2 separate regions of the Homo sapiens genome follow, and region 2 is linked to region 1. A link is a contact called in ENCODE Hi-C or POLR2A ChIA-PET data. All regions are on one chromosome and are shown on one strand. The core of a region is the stretch at or near the end of the contact, and the rest is flanking DNA. Distances in the headings are between cores, read along the strand shown.

What was found. Hi-C counts contacts between places; a loop is a spot of excess contacts on that map. ChIA-PET counts read pairs that join two places held with the same protein, here RNA polymerase II (POLR2A).
Region 2: a loop to region 1 is called in a map of ovary, with 2.0 times the contacts of the local background. The contact joins two enhancer-like sites. A Hi-C loop is called at or near these places in 3 of 168 maps with a recorded cell type or tissue (heart right ventricle and ovary). POLR2A ChIA-PET finds 5 or more read pairs at or near these places in 1 of 52 experiments (OCI-LY7).

The regions. Positions count from the first base shown.
Region 1 is chr5:158,726,926-158,729,486 of GRCh38, reverse strand. The region is part of intron 11 of EBF1 (EBF transcription factor 1); the gene reads left to right. Among named protein-coding and RNA genes, the nearest start is that of LINC02227, 320 kb to the right of the region's middle. Within about 2 kb of position 1,291, at least 8 of the 41 ENCODE cell types and tissues checked have a DNase peak (open chromatin) inside an H3K27ac peak, as active enhancers do; they include ovary, where a contact is called at or near this core.
Region 2 is chr5:158,774,098-158,776,658 of GRCh38, reverse strand. The region is part of intron 10 of EBF1 (EBF transcription factor 1); the gene reads left to right. Among named protein-coding and RNA genes, the nearest start is that of EBF1, 320 kb to the left of the region's middle. Within about 2 kb of position 1,283, at least 11 of the 41 ENCODE cell types and tissues checked have a DNase peak (open chromatin) inside an H3K27ac peak, as active enhancers do; they include ovary, where a contact is called at or near this core.

The sequences.
Region 1 (2,561 bases), core at 42-2,541:
ATGATATAAATGATGTGGGTCTGACTAATGGTAGGTGCCTTAGCTGTCTTCGTGCTAGAACAAAGGCAGGGGTACAATGCCAGATTCTTCCCATTGTTCCCAGTGAGGAACATTTGGGCACTGTATTCACTTTATATTTAGCACTTGCTTTACCATTTGATCTCTAGAGTCCACTGGAGGTATTGAGGAGAGTCAGGTTGGACAAAGTGGAATTCAGACATTGGCCACTTGCTAGCTATGCAACCTAGGTCAAAATTGTTTACCTCTCTGTGCCTCAATGTCCTCATCCACTAAATGTGGATGGTGCTATGTTGTACCTTTTCGAGTTTTATTACAATGACTTATTTAGCAGCCAACAAAAGGTAGCTATGATGATTTGCCAGTTGAGTGAGAATGGGACCCTTGCTTCTGAGAGCTCTTCCACCCAATCTCTGCAGAGCAGGAAATCCTAATCCTGGTGAGCAGTTGAACATGTGATTTCTCCTCTGTGCCTCAGTTTCTTCATTGATAAAATGGGGATAATTAATCATGCTAACTCATAGGGGATCATGTAAGGATAAAGAGGTCATCTCATGGGTGCCCTTGGCATAGCATCTGGCCCATAGTTGCCACTTTAAAAATACTTATCGAGCAGTGGCTCATGCTGGTAATCCCAGCAATTTGGGAAGCAGAGGTGGGAGAATTGCTTAAGGCCAGGAATTGGATACTAGCCTGGGTACCATCACAAAACCCTATCTCTACAAACTAAAAAAAACGTTAGCTAGGCATGGTGGTGTGTGCACGTAGTCCAAGCTACTTGGGAGGCTGAGGTGGAAGGGCTGCTTAAGCCTAGGTGGTCAAGGCTGCAGTGAGACATACCTACCATTGCACTCCAGCCTGGGTGACAGAGCCAGAAGACCCTGTCTCAAAGAAAAATAGAAGACAAATCTGGTTTAATGGTTGAGGTCTACGGAAACCAGACAGTTCTTTTTCTTATAAGAAAGGAAAGGAGAGAAATGGGAATCTAGGGTTGAGTTTTGTGTACTTACTTTTGAAAACACTTTTATGGTTGCATGTTATGTTCAGAAATGTTGAACAAATAGCATAGGCACGTGTCACTTTGTCCCTGATGGTAAAATTCCCAACCCTTTTTTCCTGGGTTTGGAAAGAGTAATCAAGGACACAATGGATTTGTGTGTTAAGGAAACACTCCACGGCTTGCATCTAGCCACTTGATCGTGCAAGGGCTGGCCGGAGCCCACCCCAGGAAGCTCTCAGTGTGACTCAGAGCCGAGTGGCTGTCCTCTTGGCTTTGAATGTTAAAGTGGAGCGAGAGTTCAAGGGCAGGGTCAGGAAGTGGCGGATGGAGCCAGCACAAGGTATTCCTGTGGACTTGGGAGATTTATACTCCTGCTGTCCATTGTTAGGGAGATAAAAATGGGCTGCGCCTTTCTTAGGATCATGGTCAGTGTTTGTCAAACAGGAGTGTTTCAGTGAGCTATGGACCACACACCTTAAAAAACAAACTCCTCTTTATTAAACCCATGTGTTTGTGAATAGACAAAGCTAGATTCATACAACCACCCACACATTCTGTCAAATGAAACTGCTCCAAAGACCAAGCAGACAGCTTTCCATAATAATATGCCTTTGTATACAGGCATGTGCTTTTTCAAAAAAACTTGGACGTGCTTTGTTTTATTGGAGTCCCTCCTGCGAGAGAGGCTGGGCAGCAGACATCTTTACCATTTACCAAATAGGAAAACGGGAGCAAGCGGAATCCTGCTCTGTAAATTATTTTGTCCCTGAAAGTCACCATCAGTGATAGTTGCTGTACACACAAATTTAAAATACTGTGATTATGCTAACCCCAGATGTTTTTTGGTTTCCTTTTTCATATACACAGGGAGAAAAGGGCAGGCTAAGGTTTTTAAATCACAGCATTCTGTTCTGTTTCATACAGTTTCGCCTTTCTCTCTGGATCCTGGCAGGAAGGGGAGGAACATGTGACCAACTTTGAGGTCAAGGTTGACTTTTCTTATAATTTAGAGGTGGAGGGGATGGGGAACATGGTCGATCAGAAATTCTGAGATGCTGATGGCCGCAGTGATGCAATCCAGACACATTGGGCAAGGAGCGCTCTCTGTGTTCAAGGTCAGAAATGTCTCCGCCCCCTTGCAGTTTGTTAGTTGCCTTCGTGAGTGGTCAGTGAGCCTTAGCCCTAAGGCAGTGAGTGAGAGTGAGCCCTGAGCTTAGCTGGCGTCAGGCGTGTCAGCTGTGAATCCTAGGAAGCAAGGAATGTTTACTTCATGCCTACTGTGAGCCCAGCACTGCATTATTAAGGTTTTCGAAGATCATAGAGGCCAAGAGAGTGGGCTCTCAAGTCAGAAGGATGTGCGTTTTGGAAACATGATCCCCTACTTGGTACACATGACTCAACCTCCCATGCTTCAGGTTTCTCCTCTGTAAAGCAGCTGCCTCACGGCATTGTTGTCAGGTGTTAATGAGATAATTTATGCCAAGAGGCATCCCTGGCATCTAGCAAGACTCCAGTAAATGGGGGCCACTAATCCCTGCACTGT
Region 2 (2,561 bases), core at 34-2,533, 47 kb before region 1:
TCAAAGAACCACAGGTGGAGTGCGGTTCTGGGCCCTCTGCTTAGTGTCAGTCATCCTTGGATAGTGGTAGCTGTCTCCACGAACTAGTCCCAGGTTTCCTTTTCCATTCAGTAAAAGACCACAAGACCAGATTAAGTACAGAGCGGAAGTTGCTTTCACACAAAGAGATAACAGAGCAGTGAAGGGATAACAGTTAACAAATTGTAATTATAACCATACAATTAAGTGGACGAATTTTATTTTTCTGTGACATTTTACTTCAGAGCATCTTTCCCTTGTATTTCAATATTAGAAGTAAAACCAAACATACTTCTTAGTCACCCAGTTTCTCTCTCTCTCTCTCTCTCTCGAAATTATAAAAACAATTAATGCATCCTGACCCTTGGAAATGCCTCCCAGCCCTTTAAACAAAATGCAGGTTTGGTGCCTGCCTGACGATTAGTTTTAGTTAACTGAAAATTATAGGATTGACCCAAGAGGAAAATTTTGTTTGCACTCCAATCACTTTTACAAATTAAGGAAAATTACCACAATTTTGTTTAGCTAAGGTTTCACACTGAGTTCAAGAAATTAGCTCAGCCATCCCAACAAAGTCAGCACTTTGTTAGTGAGCACTTGAAAAAATAATAGTCTTTCTGGAGTTTTGTGGTGTATACAAACGAAGCGTAGAGAAAGCTATGATGCTTTATAGAAGTAGGCCAAGTGTTTTTAATTAGGCTCATTGGTTCAGCGTAAGTTTTGAAGAATAATCAAACTAGCAGATTAGCTGTTTCTTTTAAAGCTAGGATTTCTTGCCATTCATTTTTCCCATGAGAACTTCCACATAGCAGTGTGTGTGTGTGTGTGTGTGTGTGTGTGTGTGTGTGTGTGTGTGTCTGTGTGCATGTGTGTGTGTGTGTGTGTGTGTGTGTGTTTTACAAGTCTCATTATGGGGCTGCAGGAAAAGGACCAATTGAAACTTCTGATACTGTAACATTCCCCAGCATCATTCCAATGGATGGGAGTTTTTCACAATGTTCCCCCACTGAACTCGGTGTTCTGGAACATATTTCAAAACCACAGAGGCCAAATGTTTTCTCTGAGAAGTTTGGACTCTGTTTTTGGCCGAAAACATTAGGCCTCGCTGGCTGCTTATTTACTCAGCTATTAAGAACAAGAAAAGGAGAAGAAAAAGAAGAAAATGCTTGTGTGGTGGGAGGTACAGGAGGCAATCAGGCATGGTTTCCGCTTTGGTGACAACGTCCCTGCCCATTAATGGTTCCATTTTGTGGTCAGGTCTCATTTAGAAGAAATTATTTTTAATCAGTCTTCAACAAAATATCCCCTAGAGCCACCTGGCCATAAAAGTTAGAAAAAAAAATCACCCTCATTAAATTACTTAAGTTCTCAAGAGAAAAGAGCTAGGGATCCATCATTATTTGGAGTTTTTTTAAACACTAAAAAAAAAAATTGCCATCAGTTTAAGAAATCACATCTTAGAAAATCTATATCACACTGGAATTAAGAAAAAAGTGTTGGATTTTCAAGCCTAGAAAAGTAGTTAAGGGTAAGAGCAATAAGTTGGCGCATATGCACATGTATACATCTGTGGGAAATTTAAGGTATGAAAAAATGCTTCTGGTGATCTGGCCTCAAACTGTGGGCACCAGACAAGAAGCCTTTTTTTTTTTTTTTAAATATTCTAGAAGAGAGTTCTAACCTCTCCCCATATCGGAAAAATAAAAATCTGAAGAAATTGGCACAATGATTTCCCCTCTGGTATAGTTACTTGGCTGTTAACAGTTATTGTGACATCACATCATTTCTGATGAAAGGGAATCTGTGTTCATTGGTGACCTACACATGGACCTTTTGATCATTAGCATTAAATGCCTCTACCATGCGTTGCTTGTTCATGGCTGGGGCTACTGGCCTCTGTGATTTACTCAGTTTACCTCTGCTGTCACCACTTAATAGTAAGGGTATAGAGATGGCTCATAAAACCTCTCTGTTCTTTGTATCCAAACAACTGCTCAGATCATTGCAAATGTACGGCCCCCTCCTTTGTCCACCCACAGAAGTTCACACTTCATTTTCTTTAACATCCATAGTATTTCAAGATGTGAGGCTTGGTTTTCTGGATTGGGTGAGCTAACCCTCTTATTTGTTAGTGAAATATCACTTGGAATTTTTCCCTTGAAAAATATTATTGAGCTGAAAAGTAACACCCCAAACTAAGGCCTTATTGCTGTTTTTAAAGTATGCAAGAGAGAGTTGGCATTTGTAGATGTAAATGTCTCTAAAAGTCCATAACATTAAAAAAAAAGAAAAAAGGCAGGAACAGCATGGCCTAATCTATACTAATAAAGGCAGACCTTTTGGGGAGGGAAGAATCTGACCAAGCACAGATTGCCTGCAAGCTGGCTCCCCTTGTAAGGATGGTAAGCAAGCGTACATCTCTCCCTCATTGGTTCTTCAGACCAGAGACGCACGAGGAATCCATAGCTGCTAATGTGCCATGCCCTTGTGTTTGTCCAATCAGAGTCACAGACTCTGGAAAGTGAATCCTGACTGGATTAGAA